Regions from separate parts of the Homo sapiens genome. Here region 1 is linked to region 2. Evidence: chromatin loops called from intact Hi-C (ENCODE). Cell type or tissue: mammary epithelial cell. All regions are shown on one strand. Each heading gives the region's core, and the rest is flanking DNA. Links, peaks and the distances in the headings are about the cores only. Region 1 overlaps RFC1 (replication factor C subunit 1). Region 2 overlaps KLB (klotho beta).

The links. Peaks named below come from ENCODE experiments on the same cell type or tissue, not always from the same donor. Only the 100,000 strongest peaks of a DNase experiment are listed, where the experiment ranks them.
Region 1: a loop joins it to region 2, with 4 times the contacts of the local background. A loop is called at or near these places in 5 of 110 quality-filtered maps.

What each region holds. Positions count from the first base shown.
Region 1 is chr4:39,313,915-39,325,904 of GRCh38, forward strand. It overlaps RFC1 (replication factor C subunit 1), which reads right to left. Exons shown (of 25, transcript NM_002913.5): 7 at 9,426-9,503; 8 at 7,373-7,460; 9 at 6,469-6,755; 10 at 3,001-3,108. Among named protein-coding and RNA genes, the nearest start is that of RFC1, 46 kb to the right of the region's middle. In mammary epithelial cell, for the core only: no CTCF peak of the experiment used is centred there; DNase peaks (open chromatin) are centred at 5,957 and 7,027; H3K27ac peaks cover 2,302 bases.
Region 2 is chr4:39,442,067-39,454,056 of GRCh38, forward strand. KLB (klotho beta) reads left to right here. Exons shown (of 5, transcript NM_175737.4): 4 at 4,266-5,409; 5 at 6,235-9,467. The coding sequence ends at 6,620. Among named protein-coding and RNA genes, the nearest start is that of RPL9, 11 kb to the right of the region's middle. RefSeq lists an enhancer at 5,063-5,252. In mammary epithelial cell, for the core only: a CTCF peak has its summit at 5,073; no DNase peak of the experiment used is centred there; H3K4me3 peaks cover 628 bases.

The sequences.
Region 1 (11,990 bases), core at 2,020-10,019, 130 kb before region 2:
AAAAGACATTAAATCTTAATTGGAACTATGTTGAGTTATATATTTTTGCAATGGTTCAATAAAATTATACAACCAAACAAAATGAAAATTATACATGACATTCCAAGTTACTTATTACTCTTTTAATAGAGAATTGAGATTAATAAACTTAAAATGGGCTTGAAAAGCAGCAGCCAACCAAAATTCAAAGACTGCCTCCATGTAAGTTCAATCCTTCACCATTCAGATGAAGAATCTTTCTCGGAAGACAAAAAGAAACAGCTATGAAGGTGCTTGGAAAGAAAAGGTTTGACTAACAATATCTCAGGGTCCCTTGAAGCCTTTATGGGTTCTTGGATTGAAATGATCTACTGTAACACTACAGGAACTTAACTACTTCTGAACAAACTCAAAACAACCCTGGAAAAATTGCACATGCAAGCCCCTATATCCCATATCCCAAACATCTATTATCTCCCAAATTATCACCCACTATGGCTCTGATTATCTTTTTACTTATCCAATCTTAGCACTTCTAGCCTCCCTATCAAACTCTTCTATTCTAGAATTTGGCTAAGCTCTTACTCCAGGAGCAGCCAGCCACCCCTAGTATCCTCAACCTCTTCTCCAACATTCCCTCCATAGCCTTGCCTTCACTGAAACCTGTCTGTCCCCTCAGGGCACCACTTTGACTGAAGTCCTCTCAAGCAGAACTTGTTTGGTCTCTCATACCCATGTACAGGAGGCAAGACTGGCATCTTCCTGCAGGCTCCCATAAAACCCATAAGCCCCTTAAGGCCGACCTTCTCGCTCCCCACTCCGGTCCCAGCTACACCATCTCTCCCTCTCTTTATTAGGGGAGCTATTAATCTCTATATGTACTTATATATACCAAGCAAACTGAAAATTAAATTTATACATATATTGTATACTTATCCCCTCCCCTCCTGCCTTCTTAGAAATCTCATGCTACAATTGATTCTCCTTCTCCTGCTGGTATAACTTCCATCTCTCCCTTTCTGGTAGGATCTATCCCATTAGCAAAACGCATGCTTTAAATATCTCCTACCATAAAAATACTTAAATCTCCCCCTAAATTCCACTTTCCATTCTAGCTAGAAGTCACTTCCCCTTCTAGTCCTTCTAGCTAGAAGTCCTCCCACTTCTTTCTCCTTCACAGCCAAACTTATCAAAAATATCTACTTTTGCTGTCTCCATTTTGTCTCCTCACACTCACTCTTCCACCCGCTTCCATCAGGCTCTGCCTCCACTGTCCTTAGCTCTTGCTAAGGCCACTAAGGATCATTAATTCATGTTACTAAATGGAACAATTTCCGGTCTTCCCTTACCTGGAATCTTAACAGCATGACAGACTTAACTACTCAATCATTTTTGAAATACTCTCTCTTCCCTTTGCTTCTGTGATCCCACGCTTATCAAACTTCTCTCCCATATTTGTAGCTGCTACTTCTCAGTTTCCTTTTGGTTTCCACCCTCTTCTACTTCACAAAGAAGCAGGGGCCAAGGCCCTCTTCTCTTCTTGTTCTGTACTAGTTTACCAGATGCTATTAATCCCTTCATGCCAAGAATGCCCAAGTTTGTCCATCTAGTTCTGACTTCTGTTCTAAGCTCCAGTCCCACATATCTGCTTGTCTACTCAGCATCTCCATGTGGACATCTCACATAACCCTAAAGCACAGTGTGGCCAACAACGAACTCATTATCATCTCCCCAAACTAGCCCTGCCACCAATCGCATGATCCACCAAGCTGCTCATGCCAATAACAAGATCATCCCCAATACTCTTTCTTCTCACTTTCCACTTCAATTATCACCAAGTCCCATAGATTTTGCCTCTTCTAGTGAAACCTCTCCACTTTTCGACATTTTCACTGCTCCCCCAGACCAGTCCCTATCACTTCTCACCATCTCTCCTGATGATCTCTGTGTAGCTATTTCTGCCCCATCCACAGCACTTGGTACATCAGCAGCCAGAGCGATCTTTCAGAAATTCAAATCTGGTCATGTTATCCCTCCACTTTAAAATTCCTTCTCGGCCGGGCCCAGTGGCTCACGCCTGTAATCCCAGCACTTTGGAAGGCCAAGGCAGGCAGATCACCTGAGGTCGAGAGTTCGAGGCCAGCCTGACCAACATGGAGAAACCCCATCTCTACTAAAAATACAAAATTAGCCAGGCATGGTGGCGCACGCCTGTAATCCCAGCAACTCCAGAGGCTGAGGCAGGAGAATCGCTTGAACCCAAGAGGTGGAGGTTGCCGTGAGCTGAGATTGCGCCACTGCACTCCAGCCTGGGCAACAGGAGCGAAAACTCCATTTCAAAAACACAAAATAAAAATTCCTTCTCTTAGACAAAAGTCTTAAACATTAGGCCCTGCAAGATGTGATCCTATTAACCTCTTTGGCCATTCTCATCCCTTGGTCACTATGCTCCAACCATAATTTTTCTTTCAGTTCCTCAAACATACCATGCAAGAACCTTCCCCCTGCAGGAACATCATACATTCTGGCCCCTCTGCCCAGACCACCACGCCATCACAACCCCTTCACACCTGTTGAATCCCTTTCATTCTTCAAGTCTCCATTTAAATGTCACATTCTACATGCCCCACCAAGGACCAGGTTCCTCTGTTATACTACCTAAGGGCATCTTAGATTTTTCCCTCATAGCACATATCCCAATTATAATTAAATTATTTATTTAATGTCTCTTTCTTTAGGCTATAAGTGCCATGCAAGCAAAAACATTAGTTTTGTCACTGGTATAGTCTCAAAGCTCAGCCTTTCTAGGGCTACTTGTTATTTAAAGGGAAATTTTTCTAAGTATCAAGCAGTGATTCATAACATGAATAAACATCCCTAATTCTTGAAGACAGTAACTGAAGCTTTTCTGTTGCTCATTTTTAATTATTAATCCTCTGCTGCTATAATCATCGTGAATACATACATGGACCCATACGGCAGAGGCCCTCACAGAATGGCATGCCCTCTCAGTACTCTTACCTTTGGTATTTCTTTGGAGCCCAGAGCCTTGGGACCTTCTCGATTTAAGTAGCTTCGATAAGCTTGATAATTAGTGCGTTTCTTTTCAGAATCTTCAGGACTTACAGACTTTGGGAACAGGGAAAGGAAAATGAACAAAGTCATACAGAATTCATGCAAAATTTAAAATACATATCTAGAAATAAACATTATTTTTATTGTGTCACTTCTGTGTCTGGCTGTGAAATTAACAGTTTTAGCTACACAAGTACTTCCTAACTTACAGACAACTGACTTACGAACATCCCTGCATCAGCGCTTCTCAAAACTTTCCACTCTCTAAAGCCACACACCTCAGGGCAGATTATGGGAATAAGCCAAGTTGCCAGCTCCAAGCAAAGAAATGCAAAAAGTGTTTTACTTTAGGAATTCACCTGAATTTTAAATTATATTTCATGATATATCCATATATCCATGTTTAACGGGAAAATACATTTTTTCCCCAAGTAAACCTGATCGCCCGAGAAGATATTCTGTGTTAATCCTATGACCTTCCATGCCCCTAAAGCACCAGCCTGCATCCCTAAGGACATAAGCATTCCAGTAGGAGAATCTAAACAGTCAGCTCAAAGAAGGTACAAGCTTTACTCCAAAGAGAAGACACGTTCTCTATGCTATTTCATCTCCTCCCATTCTACTTCTCTCGGGGAATTTACCATAGGTATATCTCAGAAAATCCTGGGGAAACTTTTCAAACTATGCATCCCTAGATCCACCTCCAAGTTTCTCTTTCGGAGATATGGGGTATGGCTAGAATGTGTTTATGTGGGGGAAAAATATCTTAGATAGCTCTCATTTAAGAACCACTATCAGGTGTTTGTTATTTTTCCACTTCCTATTTTAACATTATTTTTAACTTGTAAGCAATCCCAAATCCTTTTGAGAGTAGACAAAATAGTAACTTCTATACAAAGAAATGGCGGCCGGCTGCAGTAGCTCACGCCTGTGGTCCCAGCACTTTGGGAGGCCGAGGTGGGTGGATCACGAGGTCAGGAGATCGAGACCATCCTGGCTAACACAGTGAAACGCCGTCTCTACTAAAAAAATACAAAAACTAGCCAGGCTTGGTGGCGGGCGCCTGCAGTCCCAGCTGCTCGGGAGGCTGAGGCAGGAGAATGGCGTGAACCCAGGAGGCGGAGCTTGCAGTGAGCTGAGATCGCGCCACTGCACTCCAGCCTGGGTGACAGAGCGAGACTCCGTCTCAAAAAAAAAAAAGGAATGGCTTAACCAATAAAATAGTTCAGCTGGTTTGGCTAAGAGGTCGATAAGCCATTAACAGGCTGGTCCTAGAATCTAACCCTACTTTCTAACAATGGTTCTCAAATGTTGGTGTGTGTTCATATCATATGAGGAGCTTATTAAAATACAGCTGCCCACACCACATTCCCTGGGAAACTCCATTTTTTTAACAAGTTTCACAAGAGAGTCCAGTGCATACCAACATGGAAAAACGATTAATTTACGACACTCATTCTATGAAAAGAATTCTGAATGGTAAACAGCGTATACAATAACTTTGAAGGACACCCACTTTATGAAGTCAGAATTATTTGACCAAGACCAACTAAATGTATTAAATAGACTTTATTTGACGTTTCCAACCAAAACTGCTTAAGTAAAAGTTTTGAGTTATTTCTATTCTAACTTTAAAAAGTACAGTGAAGAGTATCATTTAAAGATTTCCTCTTTCTTCATAAAAACAGACTGCCTCTGTAAATGGAACATGTTTTAGTGTGCCTGAAGAAAACCATTCATTTACCAGATAAGCATTTAGTGCAGAAAAAATCTGAGATCAAAAAGTTAATTGCTCCTTTAAGCGTATTTATAAGCATTGTCCACAAACAAAAGCATTCTGAAATCATCACCATTTCACTGTTCTGCACTAAAATATAATGGTGATGACCAGTTAAAATAGGTGATATTCTGCTTTTAATCCTAAGTGCCTAAGAGGCATGAATGAATAGTGGTTTCTCATTATGAATCTAAAGTAGTTCCAAATTGGAGATTCAGAGACCGTTCGCTTCTCAAATATATTTCCTAGCAAAATTTTTCAAAGATATTCATTATCTCATCATTTTTTCCTTTAAAAATAATTTCAGTATCGCAACACTGTTGTACAAGAATAAAAAAGAGTAAATTTAGGACTAAGCCAAATAACAATCATTTTAATAATAATAGTTAAGATGGCACTTATTAGGTCCCAGGCACTGCTCTAAGTGCTTTTACATATGAAGTCATTAGGTACTATTATTATTATTCCTATTTTACAAACAGCACCAAAGCACAGACAGGGGAAGTGACCAAACCTGCTCAGAGTCCCAGAGCCTGAAACTGGCTCCAGAGCCTGTGTGTGGAGCCACTATGTTATACTGCTTCAGAGGACCTGAGTTCAAGGCTGGCCCTGCCACTTACCAGGTGGATGATCTTAGAATAGTTAAACTCTTTCAGCCTGTTTCCTCGTCTTTAAAAGTTGAATAATAAAAATAAATATCTCACAGGGTTGTTGTGAAAATTATATGAGCTACCACATGTAAAGTATTCGCACAGTATCTGACACACAATAACAATAAATATGGGCTTACTTAGCTATATTAATACTCCATATCCTACAACAGCTTCTAAATAAGATATCTTAAAAATATTATAATGACTTATGATCGTTAGAAATAAAACTTGAAAACAAACCCAGACTAACACATAGCACCAAAATATATACAGCAGTCCCCCTTTATCCGAGGAGGGTATGTTCCAAGACCACCCCAGTAGGTGCCTGAAACCACAGACAGTACCAAACTATATATATACTTACATGTACTGTTTTTTCTATCTAATAACCAAGCCGGCTACCAAGTGACTAACGGGTGGGTAGTGTATCCAGCATGGTTATGCTGGACAAAGAGATGATTCACATCCTGGGTGAGATAAAGCAGGTTGGCCAGAGAGATTTCATCATGTTACTCAGAAGAGTACCCAATTTAAACCTTATTAATTGTTCATTCCTGGAATTTTCCATTTAATACTTTCAGAACATGATTAACCACAAGTAACTGAAACTTCAGAAGGCAAAACCATGGATAAGGGGGAATACTGTACTCCCTAGAAAGTTCCTACCAAGGCCGGGCGCGGTGGCTCACACCTGTAATCCCAGCACTTTGGGAGGCCAAGGTGGGCAGATCACCTGAGGTCGGGAGTTCAAGACCAGCCTGACCAACATGGAGAAACCCCGTCTCTACTAAAAATACAAAATTAGCCAGGCATGGTGGCACATGCCTGTAATCCCAGCTACTTGGGAGGCTGAGGCAGGTGAGTTGCTTGAACCTGGGAGGCAGAGGTTGCAGTGAGCCGAGATTGTGCCACTGCACTCCAACCTCAGCAACAAGAGCAAAACTCCATCTCAAAAAAAAAAAAAAAAAAAAACAAAGTTCTTACCTCTTTTTTAGCTGGAGAACTTTTGGTTTTCTTAGGAGTTTTTGTCTCTCCTTTCAATTTAATGGCATTTTCTTTTCTTTTTGAGGCCACAGGCTCTATTTCTTTATAAGAGCTCTCTTCTTTTCTTTTCATAATTGCCAGCTTAGAACTGGCCTTGGGAGAAGAGACTTCTCCTATTTTGTCAGCTGATGACTTGGAATGTTGCTGAGATTCTTTTGAACTTTCATATTTACTTTGCTTCCTAGGACTGTAGCTCTTTCTTTCATCTGAAACTTGTGCTGTTTTTACTAGGAAGAAAGAAAAGATTATGGTTGTTGTTTTTGGAAAATGATAATCTATATCAACTTTTCTTTCATTTTTCAACTGAGTAATCTTAGCACAGAATATACCCTGAAGGCCCAAAGTCCTAAAGTGTCAAGACCATCTGTTTATAGTAAATCTATAAATACATTTACTTATAGGACTAAGATCATCTAGACTAGCAGATGATTTGCTATCAGAACCACTGAAGAATAAAACCTACAGGCAATAAGCAAGAGAGCTGAAGATGACCTGGCCAACTATGAGTCAACTCTGAGACTACCTCTGACATGAAAAGCTCAAAACATCTAGGTTCTTCATCTTTATATATTGAAATCCACATATTGCACTATACTTGGAAATTAACAAGAAGCCAGGAGTTTTAACACAATTCTCACAGTAATCATAGAGCAGATGGGCATTCTGTACCAGCTAGCATCCAAAGAGCTTTCAAAGTTTCTAAGTTCAATATGCTCTAATAGTCCTGTGAAATAATGTCTACCTAACAATACATAATTACTGAATAGGATACTTAAACAAGATTATCATGAATTTACTTCCATGAAGACAAGTGCTCCATCTTACTTTTTTCTGCTAGTATTACCTTTATGAGGATATTTATGTTTTTCTGCTTTACTTAAATTGGCTTGGACAGATGAAAACGTTTCTCCCGCTTCTGTGTCCTTTCGAGCCTAAACAAATTTTAAAAGTGTCAAATGTGACAAATAATAGAAAAACTATTACCATAAAATCTGTTGTTAAAATCCATCAAAATTTTAAGGGTCACCTTTCAACTAGCAGGACACTACAATAAACTGTCATTCATTCATCCACAAAATTTCCAAGGCAAATGAGGCATATTTTATTACTTCATGTTACAAATGAGGAAACAGATGAAAGGGTATAAAAATACATCTATAAAAATTATCTCTCTTCATCCCAACCTGTAAATCTGGAAGTAGAAGCCTTATTTCTCCTTCATCTCAACTCTCAAATTGTTAGTATTAAGTAGTTAAAAACTAAAATCTAAATTTAAAAGACTAAAATAAAAATAAACAAAAGCTCGAAAGAAAATGAGAGCACTTTCTCAAAGGGGAAAAAAATATATCCATTCTTTCCACTGCTCCTTCAAAACTCCATTTTATAAAAAGTTCACAAATTGAGGTGTGTGATACAGTCTTTTAAAGTAATTATAATTTGAGTGTCTTTAGATGAAATAAGACTTTTCAAATGGCAAAGTCTCTACCACTCCCTACTGTCTTAATACCTGCCTGTTTAGTCTTAGCTCCTGATGTATCTAGGTTTACAACTCTCTGCTTTAAAGAAGTAAAATCTTTTGAAGTAATCACATATTGACATTGACAATTATATTAACAGAATGTGATTCATCAGAAATAAAGCTAATCTCCTGGAGATAAATAAAAAATAAAAATAAAAAAATTAAAAAAATTAAAGTCTTGATGTTTTAAAGATTCCCCAAAATAAGGCTGAGGCAGGCAGATCACTTGAGCTCAGGAGTTCAAAACCAGCTTGGGCAACATGGCAAAACCCCATCTCTACAAAAAACACAAAATTATTAGCTGGGTGTGGTAACACATGCCTGTAGTCCCAGCTACTTGGGGGGCTGCGGTGAGGGGATCAATCAAGCCCAAGAAGTCAAGGTTGCAGTGAGCTGAGATAGCACCACTGCACTCCAGCGTGGGTGACAAAGTGAGACCTCGCAAAAAAAAAGAAAGAAAAAGATTCCTCAAAATATACTCATTATTATATGAGACTGTCATAATATAGATCTTAGAGTTAACTAATTAGAACTGACAAAACTGTGCTTCCTGAAAAGACAGTGATTAATACTGAAGTTATTAAACTTGTGTTCCAAAAGAATTTTTATGAGCATTATTTTCTGAACAAGTACATAAGAACTCCTATGATAAAGGAGTAAGGAAAAGGTAAACTGGGCACAGAAGCTCATGCTTCTAATCCCAACACTTTGGGAGGCTGAGGTGGGAGGATAGCTTGAGCCCATGAGTTCGAGGCTTCAGTGTGCTATGAACGTGCCAGTGTAATCCAGCCTGGGCAACAGAGTGAGACCTTGTCTCAAAAAAAAAAAAAAGAACTAAAAGGCCAGGCATGGTAGCTCACATCTATAATCCTAGCACTTTGAGAGGCTGAGGCAGGAGAATCACTTGAACTCTGGAGTTCAAGACCAGCCTGGCCAACATAACAAAACCCCCTCTCTACAAAAATATACAAAAATTAGATGGGTGTGGTGGCACACACCTGTAGTCTCAGCTACTCGGGAGGCTGAGGCAGGAGGATCACTTGAGCTCAGGAGGCAAAGGTTGCACTGAGCCCAGATCAGGCCACTGCACTTCATGAGAGACCCTGTCTCTAAAACAAATAAAATAAAATATAAAAAGAATAAGGAAAAGATATAATTCTTTGTTTTGTGATAAAAGGTTCTGGTTTGTTTTGATGCCGTCACCCTTCTTTTAAGAAGAATAAGTTTCTCAATGAGCTTCCCCAAAAACATTTTTATAAAATAATTTAATTTCTTTCTGGAAAAGTTATTCATGTTTTGGCTAGAGCCTAGAACACGCAAGTATGAACACTGATCTGTACTGTATATTCAGAACGCAAATAGCCCAACATTATGCCACCTTTTTGGTCTTGGGTTCTTCATCCAACATGGCTAATGTTCTGGCAAACTCTTCATCTTCATGCAACTGCCTCTCCAGCTGTAAAATGTGTCAGCAAAGTGAGTTGAGTTGCTCTTTTTCTTTTCGTAAATAGAATTTTTAAATGTCTGATTCATATATTTAGAAGAAACTAGAAAAACATTTTCCAGAAAATAATTATGACATTTTCCCACTCAACATTAATAGTGAAGTATCACAGGTTTGTTTCACTAAGCTGAATCAGATTTTGGAACATACAGTTCTGGTTTTGCAGGGATGACAGATAAAGTGAGCATATTTTTAAAGTCATATTTCTTACTTATAAAACATGAGGTCTGTACTTTTCTCTTAATGGTTCTTATGCAACACAGCTTTCTTATTTCTATTTATTATCTAAAAAGACCTCTGAAAGGAATCTCAACCTAATAGGAAAACACAATCATCTGGGGAGTACAAAAATAGTGAATCTAAGAATTTAAAAAAATTATACAGTATTTTTTTGGCACATATAGTAAGCTATATACAAATGTAAAATCACTTTTACTATCAAACTCCTATTTTCAATTACTAATTCAAATGCATCTGTTCTCACTTTTGAAAATTTAAGTCATCATGTCAGGAGTTCTACTAACATGCTAATGTAACACAGAGACATTCTAGTTATCTCAGTTATTTCAAAATACTTTCACATTCAGCAAAATGGAGCTCTTCCAAAAGAGAATATATAGCAGTGGAGTATCTTTCTCATTATAAACCAAATGGCTGTATGCTCCCTGGTAAAATGGCCTTACGTGATATTCAATAAAAAACACCCTACATTATTCAAACAAAGAAAAGGACTTCAAAATCCACTCAATCTTTTAAAAGTGAAGTGAAAAAAAAGGGAGGAAAAACTCTTACAGGGATAATTAGTAAAGACATCTTCAGTTACTGACACCTAGAAGTCCTTAATCAGATTAATAAATTACCCAAACAAGATTCTGAAAGAATGTGATAAAAATGGAAAAATAGAGGATTGTGATACAAAGTACCACACCTGGTTTGGAAAGGATTAGGTAACCCTCTAGTATTTGGATCAGGAGAAGTCAGGTTCCTAAAAATTACTTCCTAGTTTGACCTAGGCTACTTGTGCTACCTTGAGTCATGTGGATACTCGCTTGTAGTTTATGTAATTCAGTGTGATCAAATAAGATAGAAAAACATTTTGAAAACACAAACTAAACTGCCAAAGTAATAAAATGTGAACAATCACAATATTGTTCTCTCACAATAATACTTATCAAGAGCCCATTGTATGCCAGACACTAAGATAAGCACTGATGTAACAATGGTTGAGTGAGACATAAATGGTTGAGACAAATGGTTGAGTGAGAGTCCTGGTGAGGGGACCTTAGAGCCTATACTTGCCATTCTAATTAAATAGCAAGTATAATAAATGATAATAGTAGCTATGACAGAGTGTGACAGAGTATATCGGAGGGGTTTCTAATATAGTTGAGGTAGTCTGGGAAAGTGACACTTAAGCTAAGCAAGAGGAAGGGAGTTCTAACAGCCGGCAGCTAAGCCTGGAACCTCTGACAGAGATGAGCGCTCCTCCCTGAAATACTTTCTTTGGCTTCTGTAAGATATCAACCTCTCCTGATGTTCCTACTTCACTAGCCACTCTCTCCTCTCCTTTGCTGGATCATCCTCCTTTTCCTGACCTCTAACAGTGGCCCAGGGCTCAATCCTGAGACCTTTCTTTCTTTTCTATTTGCATTATCTCCCCATGATCTCATCCAGTTACACAGGTTTAAATATTACTCAACTGGTAATGATTTCCAAATGTCCATCTTCAGTTTAGACTTCTCCCCTGAGTTCCTGACTCTTCTACCCAACCACCTACTCTGCCTTTCCATTTGGAAGTCTATTAGACATCTCAAACTTAACTTGTCCAAAAGATCTCTCTGTACCAAACCTGTTCTGCTTCCTGTGTTCCAGCCTTAGTAAATCGTATCACCATTCACCCAGTTGTTAAGGCCATAACTGAATATTATTTTCCGAGAGACAAGGTATTGCTCTGTCACCCAGGCTGGAGTGCAGTGGCACAATCACAGCTCATTGCAGCCTGAACCTCCCAGGCTCAAGCAATCCTCCCACCTCTGCCTCCCAAGTATCTGGGACCACAGGTGTGCACCACCATGCCCAGTTGATTTTTGTATTTTTGGTAGAGATGGGATTTCCCTATGTTACCCAGACTGGTCTCAAACTCCCAGGCACAAGTGATCCTCTCACCTCGGCCTCCCAAAGTGCTGGGATTACAGGCATGAGCCACCACACCCAGCCTCATCTGTGAATCTTCTTCCCTCACACCTTACATCCAATCTGTCAAAAAGAACTTGCATGTTTCAAGGCACATTCAGATTATGCCCACTTCTCACTGCCTTTTCCTATTACAAGCTGACATCTCTCACCTACCATTCAGTCTGCAAACTGATCTGCTTTTGATCTTGCCCCCACCATGAACTATTAACATCATCGAAGCCAAAGTAATTTTCTTTTAAGATC
Region 2 (11,990 bases), core at 1,925-9,924:
CCCTGTCTCTACAAAAAAAACTGGGTGTGGTTGTGTGGGCCTGTAATTCCATCTATAATTCCATCTACTCAGGAGGCTGAGGCAGGAGAATCGCTTGAGCCCGGGAGGAAGGTTGCAGTGAGCTGTGATCGTGCCACAGCACTCCAGCCTGGGCAACAGAGCAAGACCCTGTCTCAAAAAAAAAAAAAATTACTAAGCCTAACTTTGCACATTTCTATCTTATTTTCCCTAGCCTCTTAGCATTCTTTACTCCTCTAACATTTTATTTTGAAAAATTTCAAACATACAATAGAAATGCATATTCCCTTCATCAAGACTGACTGACTGTTAACATGCTGCCATATTTGTTTCAACTCTGCCTCTCTCCCCTTTTTTTTTTTTTTTTGAGACAGAGCCTTGCTCTATCACCCAAGCTGGAGTGCAATGGCGCGATCCCAGCTTACTGCAACCTCTGCCTCCCGGGTTCAAGAGATTCCCCTGCCTCAGCCTTCCAAGTAGCTGGGATTACAGGTGCCCCCCACCATGCCCAGCTAATTTTTTGTATTTTTAGTAGAGACGGGGTTTCACTATTTTGGCCAGGCTGCTCTCGAACTCCTGACCTCGTGATCCACCCACCTTGGCCTCCCAAAGTGCTGGGATTACAGGCGTGAACCACTGCACCCGGCCTCTGCCTCTCTGTTTTATAAACTTTTGATAAATTGCGGACATCATTACACTCCACCCCAAAATATCTCAGCATGTATCTCCTAAGAACAGGACATTCTTATTATGATTCCCAGGAAATTTAACACTGATTCAACGCTATCTAAAATACAATCCATATTCAATTTTTTTAATGTTCCAAAAATGTCCTTTATAGATTAAAAAAATCTTTGATTAAGAATGCAAGCAAAGATCAAACGTTGGTTGTCATGTATTGTTAGCTTCCTTTAATTCAGGACAATCACCTCATGGCATTGACGTGTTTGAAGAGTCCAGGCCAACTGCTTGTAGATTTCTCTGGTTGTTCTTCTGAGTCTAATGACTCAGTTAACCATTTCTGGAAATAATACTACATAGATGATGTGCCTTTGTATCATATCAGGAGGTAAATGATGTCAATTTGTTTCATTACTGAAGATATTACTGTGGTTGAAGTAGTATTACCAGATTTCTTGGTTAAGGTGGCATTTGTGGCTAGGCACACTTGTTCACTCCTGTAATCCCAGCACTTTGAGAGGCCGATGTGGGTAGATCACTTGAGCCCAGGTGGTCGAGGATGCAGTCTAGTGTGGGCGACAGGGCAAGACCCTGTCCCTCCTCCCTACTCCCCCCAAAAAAAAGAAAAAAGAAAAAAAAAGGTGATATGTGCCATATGGTAACTTTTCCATTTTTAATTAAGAAGTAATCTGATGCTGGCCAGGCTCGATGGCTCACACCTGTAATCCTAGCACTTTGGGAGGCCGAGGCGGGCGTATCACTTGAGGTCAGGACCTGTCTGGCCTGTCAGGACCAGCCTGGCCAACGTGGCAAAATCCTGTCTCTACAAAAAAAAAAAAAAAAAAATTAGCCAGGCAGGGTGGCATGGGCTTGTAATCCCAGCTACTTGGGAGGCGGAGGCAGAAGAATCACTTGAACCTCAGAGACGGAGGTTGCAGTGAGCCAAGATCGCACCATTGCATTCCAGCCTGGGCAACACAGTGAGACTTTGTCAAAAAAAAAAAAAAAAAAAGAAAAAAGAAGAAATCTGATGTTGATACTTGGGACTCTATGAATATCCTATTCCTCAACAACATTTCACTCCATGGTTTTAACATTCTTTCATGAACCGGGCCGGGCACAGTGGCTCACCTGTAATCCCAGCACTTTGGGAGGCCGAGGTGGGTGGATCACTTGAGGTCAGGAGTTCAAGACCAGCCTGGCCAACATGGTGAAGCCCCGTCTCTAATAAAAATACAAAAACTAGCCAGGCATGGTGGCTGGCATCTGTAATCCCAGCTACTCAGGAGGCTGAGGCAGGAGAATCGCTTGAACCCGGGGGGCGGAGGTTTCAGTGAGCCAAGATCGCGCCATTGCACTCCAGCCTGGGCGACAAGAACAAAACTCCGTCTCAAATAAACAAACAAACAAACAAACAAAACATTCTTTCATGAACCTTGCCTTAATCATTACTTTGTAAATTGCAAAATGGTAAATTTCTAATCGGATTATTCCCTCCACATTTATTAGCTGGATGATGTTTTATAATTCATTATTGTCACTATGATATTGTTCCTTTTGATGCTCAAGTTGTTTCAAATTTAGTCAATGGGACCCCCTCAAGCTGTTTCTGTCTTTTCCACATTTCCCTTTCAGTTTTTAAGCACTTCCTTATTTTCTGGCACAAGATGCCCACCTTCATCTCATTCTTCTCCTGGAAAAAGCCATTTCTCCAAGGAGTACAAGGTCCTTTTGGTGGGGAATAGGATTTTAGAAACAAGCTCTGGGAGCTGGGGTTGGGATTGGGATGCATCATCTTTAACTAGAAAATTAACCTCTTAGCAGACTAATCATACACACTTGCTGAGATTAATGCTTTCTGAAGGTTTTTAACGTAAGACATTTTTATTTGATCTTGCCTTGCCCCATAGCAAGACTGCCTTTTATAAACATCCTTTCAATACCATGATGTTCTGAGTTTTCAAAACATTAAAACTGGCCATCTAGGCTAGGAGGATTTTACTCAAATAATGAATTATATACGGATTTAACTTCATGCTCACATGATCAATGTTCTCTTAGTTTAATGTTCTAGATAACTGGTTGGCAGATGGCAAACGGGCAGTGATATGGTTTTGTAATTAAACTATGAAAGATGACACACGAAAAAACAATTAGAGGGAAGATATTTACCAAAGGTTAATTATAGTTTTTTCCTGGTGTATTTAAATTCTGTCATGAGGGGAAAAAGAAGTACTTTAAAACAAGTACTTAACTTTTACTTTCCCTTATTAATCTTGAATTTGGGAATGTTTTTCTTAAGGGCTTTGTTTTAGTTTGGACTCAAGGGCCTAGCAGGCAATTATTGCCACTAGGGAAAATGAAACCCAAGTCATGACTACATTGTGTTTGTATAGCGCTTTAGAGTTCCCAGAGCACCTTCCCAGAGTCACTGAGTCCTCACAGCACACCTGTGAGGTGGGTGCGATTACTCCGTCACTATATAGTTGCCAAGCCTGAGTTTCAAAGGGGCAGAACTAGAACAGGAGTCCAGGGCTCTCTCCTTCGTGGAGAGACACAGAATGAGACTCTGTCAGATCCAAGTGTCAACCTTGGGAGTTTCTAGGGATAGTCTACTGTCCTTTCCACCCATAACCCATTTATTCATCTGTTGGATGAATAAATGCTATGTTCTCACAGGCACATGGGTCGGGGAGACATGATGGATGCAAATGTGTTATCACTTGAACTTTTCTTTTCTTTTTTTTTTTTTTTTGAGATGGAGTTTTTGCTCTTGTTGCCGAGGCTGGAGTGCAATGGCATGATCTCGGCTCACTGCAACCTTCGCCTCCTGCGTTCAAGCGATTCTCCTGCCTCAGCCTCCAGAGTAGCTGGGATTACAAGCATGCGCCTCCACGCCTGGCTAATCTTGTTTTTTTGTTTTTTTTTTTTTTTTTAGTAGAGACGGTGTTTCTCCATGTTGGTCAGGCTAGTCTCAAACTCCCAACTTCAGGTGATCTGCCCGCCTCAGCCTCCCAAAGTGCTAGGATTACAGGCATGAGCCACCGCGCCCGGCCTGGATTTTTTAAATACAAGTTAGAAATTTGCATTCAGCAAAAGCAAGGGGTCATTGCCTACCCCACCGCACCAGCCTTTTTAAGGAATTGTGCCTGGGGTCAACCTCCTCTTCTCAGTGAAATCTCTACAACAGGAATTTCAACTTTGTCTTCAATTTATGGCAGGGTTTAGAATCTCTTTTGTAATTGCTTTTAATTGAGTGTACCAAGCCAATTTCCTGATGCATTTGAACAGAATCACTTCAAACCCCACCATATATAACCTAGGGTTTAAAGTTAAATGAACTGGAAAATGGCTTCCCAATGTTTTCTCAAACAACTTGTTTTCCAAGCCAGGACCTGGGTGTGGCTCCTTCTCTGTTTTCTGGTCTCCTTGGGAGATTTCAAGGGCTGGAATAGGCCTGGCGTGGTGGCCTGTAATCCCAGCACTTTGGGAGGCAGAGGTAGGCAGATCACTTGAGCCTCCATCTGCCAGCGCATGCTTGACCTAAATGAGCTTGTTTTTCACAGCCCGAGTCTGTGGCTTCGTCCCCACAGTTCAGCGATCCTCATCTGTACGTGTGGAACGCCACTGGCAACAGACTGTTGCACCGAGTGGAAGGGGTGAGGCTGAAAACACGACCCGCTCAATGCACAGATTTTGTAAACATCAAAAAACAACTTGAGATGTTGGCAAGAATGAAAGTCACCCACTACCGGTTTGCTCTGGATTGGGCCTCGGTCCTTCCCACTGGCAACCTGTCCGCGGTGAACCGACAGGCCCTGAGGTACTACAGGTGCGTGGTCAGTGAGGGGCTGAAGCTTGGCATCTCCGCGATGGTCACCCTGTATTATCCGACCCACGCCCACCTAGGCCTCCCCGAGCCTCTGTTGCATGCCGACGGGTGGCTGAACCCATCGACGGCCGAGGCCTTCCAGGCCTACGCTGGGCTGTGCTTCCAGGAGCTGGGGGACCTGGTGAAGCTCTGGATCACCATCAACGAGCCTAACCGGCTAAGTGACATCTACAACCGCTCTGGCAACGACACCTACGGGGCGGCGCACAACCTGCTGGTGGCCCACGCCCTGGCCTGGCGCCTCTACGACCGGCAGTTCAGGCCCTCACAGCGCGGGGCCGTGTCGCTGTCGCTGCACGCGGACTGGGCGGAACCCGCCAACCCCTATGCTGACTCGCACTGGAGGGCGGCCGAGCGCTTCCTGCAGTTCGAGATCGCCTGGTTCGCCGAGCCGCTCTTCAAGACCGGGGACTACCCCGCGGCCATGAGGGAATACATTGCCTCCAAGCACCGACGGGGGCTTTCCAGCTCGGCCCTGCCGCGCCTCACCGAGGCCGAAAGGAGGCTGCTCAAGGGCACGGTCGACTTCTGCGCGCTCAACCACTTCACCACTAGGTTCGTGATGCACGAGCAGCTGGCCGGCAGCCGCTACGACTCGGACAGGGACATCCAGTTTCTGCAGGACATCACCCGCCTGAGCTCCCCCACGCGCCTGGCTGTGATTCCCTGGGGGGTGCGCAAGCTGCTGCGGTGGGTCCGGAGGAACTACGGCGACATGGACATTTACATCACCGCCAGTGGCATCGACGACCAGGCTCTGGAGGATGACCGGCTCCGGAAGTACTACCTAGGGAAGTACCTTCAGGAGGTGCTGAAAGGTAAGGGCGGGGCCCCTTCAGACACAGGGCAGAGCGAGATTCCTGTTACCTGACAAGAACAAAGAATGGGAGCAGCAGGCTGGTGCCTGACAGCATCCAATTTGTGGCACCCAAGTCCTGTCAATTGAATTTTGTCCTGAAAACTGGCCTATGGGATTTTTGAAAAAATTTTAAAATCATAAAAGTAACACACACCAATTATAGAAAACTGGGCACGTGGAGAAGTTTTTAAAAAATCACCTGAAATCTCACTCCCCAGGATAAACAGTCACTATTTTGGGTTACTTATTTTCACCATGCTTGCTAGGCTTTAAAAAAATGGTTGTGGGTAAACAGGTGTATAAATTTATGGGATGCATGAAATGTTTCGATACAAGCATGCAATGTGAAATAACCACATCATGGTAGCTTAAGCGAGCGACAGTGAGTGAGTGGGTAAAACCAACTGTGATTCCTGGGCTGCACCAAGAGCACATCTGAGGTTCACAATCAGGCCAAATAGGCAACGTTTTTCTGCTTGTGACCCTTTAAACAAAAGTGACAACCTTCATTGCTCTGCTCCTTAAATTTGCTTTTTCCTCCAAGAGTTTTTGGATTATTTATGGATCAAGTTTCACTACAAATTTTTCAGACTTAAATTATACATATTTTCACCTTCTCCTTTACATAGATCATAAAAGAATAAATGTCAAAAAAAACCCTCTAATAAAAATCACTACCTTTATTATGGGCATAATTTTAGCTTGTTTCAATGAAAACTAAATTCTTCCTCAAAGATACTTCATAGTCCATTTGTGATTAATGTTAATTTCTTATCTTTTTCAGCATACCTGATTGATAAAGTCAGAATCAAAGGCTATTATGCATTCAAACTGGCTGAAGAGAAATCTAAACCCAGATTTGGATTCTTCACATCTGATTTTAAAGCTAAATCCTCAATACAATTTTACAACAAAGTGATCAGCAGCAGGGGCTTCCCTTTTGAGAACAGTAGTTCTAGATGCAGTCAGACCCAAGAAAATACAGAGTGCACTGTCTGCTTATTCCTTGTGCAGAAGAAACCACTGATATTCCTGGGTTGTTGCTTCTTCTCCACCCTGGTTCTACTCTTATCAATTGCCATTTTTCAAAGGCAGAAGAGAAGAAAGTTTTGGAAAGCAAAAAACTTACAACACATACCATTAAAGAAAGGCAAGAGAGTTGTTAGCTAAACTGATCTGTCTGCATGATAGACAGTTTAAAAATTCATCCCAGTTCCATATGCTGGTAACTTACAGGAGATATACCTGTATTATAGAAAGACAATCTGAGATACAGCTGTAACCAAGGTGATGACAATTGTCTCTGCTGTGTGGTTCAAAGAACATTCCCTTAGGTGTTGACATCAGTGAACTCAGTTCTTGGATGTAAACATAAAGGCTTCATCCTGACAGTAAGCTATGAGGATTACATGCTACATTGCTTCTTAAAGTTTCATCAACTGTATTCCATCATTCTGCTTTAGCTTTCATCTCTACCAATAGCTACTTGTGGTACAATAAATTATTTTTAAGAAGTAAAACTCTGGGGCTGGACGCTGTGGCTCACACCTGTAATCTCAGCACTTTGGGAGGCCGAGGCGGGGAGATCACCTGAGGTGAGGAGTTCGAGACCAGCCTGGCCAACATGGTGAAACCATGTCTCTACTAAAAATACAAAAAATTAGCCAGGCGTGGTGACAGTGGCACCTGTAATCCCAGCTACTTGGGAGGCTGAGGCAGAAGTTTGAACCCAGGAAACAGGTTACAGTAGGCCAAAATTGCGCCACTGCACTCCAGCCTAGGCGACAACAGCAAGACTGTGTCCAAAAAAAAAAAAAAAAGCAAAAGCAAAACTTTGTTTTGTTAGACTCTACAGCAGAGATTTAACACCCTTCTTTAAACTGGGTAGTCAGTGATAGATAATATATATTCTGTCACTTCTAATAAGGTGCCTTCTCCTTTAGGTCAGGGTGGTTCTAAAATGGAAAGAAAACACAATAGGGTAAGTAGTGCTTGTCTAAGCCAGTTACAACACAGACTCTTAAAGAGGATCAAGCCCTTCATTTTTCTAACAACAAAAAATCACCTATAGAATATCTAATTTGTGATCTTTTACTAGATCTGATTTTTTAAAATAATGTAATTTCCGGCCAGGCACGGTGGCACCGCCTGTAATCCCAGCACTTTGGGAGGCCAAGGCAGGTGGATCACCTGAGGTTAGGAGTTCGAGACTAGCCTGGCCAACATGGCAAAACCCCATCTCTACTAAAAATACAAAAGTTAGCCGGGCATGGTGGTGGGCACCTGTAATCCCAGCTACTCAGGAGGCCGAGGCAGGAGAATCGCTTGAACCCGAGAGGCAGAGGTTGCAATGAGCCAAGATCGTGCCATTGCACTCCAGCCTGGGGGACAGGGCAAGACTGTCTCTCAAAATAAAAAAAAATAATAAAAATAAAAATAAAAGTAATTTCCAAAACCTCATCTCATGGAAAGATCACAGGATGAAGGAAAGCTAGACTCAACTCTGTGAATAGAAGTTGCTATACTGTAAGTAAAGCAACAATTCAGAATACTGAATGAGTTTAAATTGTTTTATATAGCACCCTTTTGGGCTAGGGTTAATTACTAGATCTGACTTGGATAATTTGACACTTTGGGAAATGAACTCTGTTCTTGAGACTTGTTCAGTGTATTTTAAACATCTGAGGAAGAAAACTTAAATATGCACCTATTTATACCTATTCTTTCTTTAGGTCAACATTTAACACCCACTGCATACATTAATTTGTCCTTGTCTGCTCACTCCAGCAATTTAGACCTTAACAGTCACAAGAGACGTTCTTCTGTTACAAAGCCTTAGTAAATTAAGGCAGTTTTGATTATATTCTAGGTCCACCTATGTCTGAAGCTAAATTCAGTATCTAACTGCTAATGAACAAGTTTCCAAAATACTGTAAAAATACAATTAGTCAATTTGAGTAAATGCAAATATGATGAGAAATCAATTTGCTATTTGGCCTGGCAAATGGGAACAGTAAAATTCTGCTTTACTCTTCTCTAGTCTCCTTGCCCCAGCTGCACCCACTACCCCAAAGTTGGCAGTTTTGAGGTATGATTTTCAAGGAATTTTTTTAGTATTAACATCTCCCTCTGAGAACTATGTACCTAAGGTCACGCATACAACTAGTCAATTCTGTTTTTATTACTCTAACTATGTAGAAACAGTAAGTCACTTAAAACAATCACTTGGCTGGGTTTTTTCCCCTTTGTGCCACATTGATTCACCCTGACCCAAGAACTCCAGGGAAAATTCTTTAATGTCAACTGGGCAACTCATTAACCTCTCTTTAACATCAAGGGCTTGGGAAAAAAAAAAAAAAGGTTAGCCACAGGAATAACAAAAACCTGGAATTTATCTTTCAGGTTTTGCTTTCTCTTTCTCACTTTGTTTAAAGTATCTCGTACTCACAGTTCACAAATTAACCTTCACTGTCTCTTTCACATTAAGAGCTTATGCTTAAAGCATGCCCCCCTTTTCTAACTTGCTGGTTTACCATAAACTCCCCTAAGTAATAAAATTCCTAACCCAGTACTGAGAGTCCTCCTTCTCTGCCACTTGGGCATTATTTTACTAGTTTTTAAGCCATCATCGCACAAGAATCCAAAAACCCTTAAATTTTTTAACCACTGGCAAATATGTACAGCAAATTAGGTTAAGCATTTAATCTGGCTCATGCTCTATCATACTAAATATTCAGGTTTATCATAAACTCCTTAAAAACCATCAAAGGTCAACCAGAAACTGATAACTCTTGAAAGGAGCAAACAGGTAAGATCTTTGGAGTTTAAGCTTTTCTGAGATGTGTTGTGAAAAATCTAACGTGTTTATCGTATATTCAATGTAACAACCTGGAGAATCACAACTATATTTAAAGAGCCTCTGGAAAATGAGGCCAGTACAGTGTGACTACATGTTTAATTTTCAATGTAATTTATTCCAAATAAACTGGTTCATGCTGACCACTTGTATTCAACTAACAACCTGGTCAATTTTAAGAACTGTTGAATGTGAATGGGTTTGGCATTGTAAATGGGCTCTGCCCCAAGACTGCCTCCCCTGAATCCCTTTCTGCCTAGTTGTGCACCAACTTGGTATGTTACTTCTGGGTATATTTTCTCAAAAAATGTGGCTCAGGTGTGGTGGCTCACACCTGTAACCCCAGCACTTCGGGAGGCCAAGGTGGGCGGATTGCTTGATTCCAGGAGTTTGAGACCAGCTTGGGCAACGTGGCAAAACCCTCTCTACAAAAAACTAGCCAGGCATGGTGGCACGTATTTGTGGTCCCAGCTACACAGAAGGCTGAGGTGGGAGGACTGCTTGAGCCTGGGAGACAGAGGTTGCAGTGAACCAAGATCACGCCACTGCACTCCAACCTGGGTGACAGAGACCCCGTCTCAAAAATATGTGGACACCTACATCTAAAAATTGCAAAAATAGTGCACAAGTGCTTATCCATAGTAGACACAGAAGACAATAATTAAGTTTTCCCTGGAGAACTAGGCTCATTTGTTATACCCAAGTTATTAAAAAAAAAAAATCACTGTTTAGCTACAGTCTCTTAAGTTACCTTATGAAGGTCAGACCCAGCATGCCAGTCCATTTCATGCTCAAAGAAATCTCATTTACTCCCACAGCAGCTACTCCCCATAAGCTGATCCTCTCATGAGCATCTCCACCCCACTAGAATATTGCCACTTGGAAATTTCTCCCACAAGCCTCATACTGTTTTGAAATCCTGTCAATACCTTCCCAAAATCTCTCTCTTCCAGTCCCACTGCTATTACTGAGTTCCTTGGCAATCCAGGAAACAGCTACATGCCATTGTTCTGGTAGCTGGAATACACCAGAGTACAAAATTACCTCCTTGTGAAGGTTACATCCTAGCAGAAAAAAACACATCATCAATACACAACCAATTGTAAATATTAAAATTACAAATGCTATTGACAAAAACAAGTGGAGAAGGGTAACGAGACAGTAGGACAAGCTTAAGGAGCCGGTCTACTATTTTTAATACGGTGGTCAAGGCAGGATTCACTGAATAGACCTGAAGGTAAGTGAAATTAGCCACACAGCTCAGCTGAGAGCATTCCAAAGGGAAAACGACAACTTAAATGCTTAATGACAGAGTGCTTGGTATAGAGGATTAGCCAGGTCAATTCAGCTATAGCGCAGAAGTCAGAAAAATTGAGTTAAAAACGGCTGCAGGTACAATGGGGAGGCTATTTTAAAAAGAAAAAAGGGAAAAAAAACCTGTTGCAGGATTTGAAACAGTGCTATAATCCATTTCAAAATCAGTACCCTGGCTGATGCTGAAAATAGACAGGAGAGGAAGATGACCAGTTGACTGTCACAATAATCCAGGTGAACTTCGCAGGTCTTTGTTTCATTTTCTACATTGTAAAAAATTTGTATCTAATGGACCCATATTTCCCAACCTTTCGAGGATGTGATCTTACTTCACGTTGATCCCATTCATCGCCTACAACCCCATCCGTTATTTCTGAGCAAATCCGAGATTTATGATTTCCTCCAAATTTCTTAAAAACCTAACCAAATAGTCATCAAACAACAAGACTCCTTAATGTATGTTCAATTAGTGTACTTGAATCCAGATCTAAGACGTATAGGGCATGGTGACCCATGCCTGTAGTTCCAGCCCTCTGGGAGGCCAAAGAGGAACACTTAAGGCCAGGAGTTCAAGACCAGCCTGGGAAACATGAGACCCCATCCATACTTTAAAAAAAAAAAAAAAAAGATGTGACGGTGCCTGCCTGTAGTCCTTGCTACTAAGGAGGCTGAAGCAGGTAGGATTATTGCTTGAGTCCAGTAGGTTGAAGTTACAGAGCTATGACTATGGCACTGTATTCCAGCCTGGGCAACTGAGTAAGACATTGTAAGATCCAAGATAACATATATGCCAACTGATCGTGACCTCTGTCCTTATATTTACTTTTTCTGATAAAGTACCTGACCATACCTTACAATGAAGGTACTTAGTACGTTTTCCTGACGCATTTGATCAAGGATGAATGTTAAATTTTGCCTTAGAAATTGCAGTTTCCATCAAATGAGATGTAGAATTCACAAAGGTTTGGGGGTCACCATGTTGACCTAAGTCTAGTTATGGTGGCCTTGTACCATATTTAAAGTATAACACATGGAATTAAGAGATTATGGAAGGGTTATCAATTTTTAAAAACAAGTTCTAGGGTATGGAAGTAAATGGCTGAGGTAAAGGACAAGATTATTGAGACCATGAACCAAACCAACTACACCTTCTAATTCTAACTGATGCTGTATCACTCTGTTCTACTCCTCAGCTGTTTCTCCACCAGTGACTAAGACAACATTTGCCTTACCAAATATTCAAATTCATGCCTCAGCAAATTTAGACACTTTCAGGGTATTCCTAAAGTTCTATATGCAATGATGAATGGCCTCATGTTTGCCTGTCACTGGTACAATATTCCTCTTGCCTAAAATATATCCTTGCTATT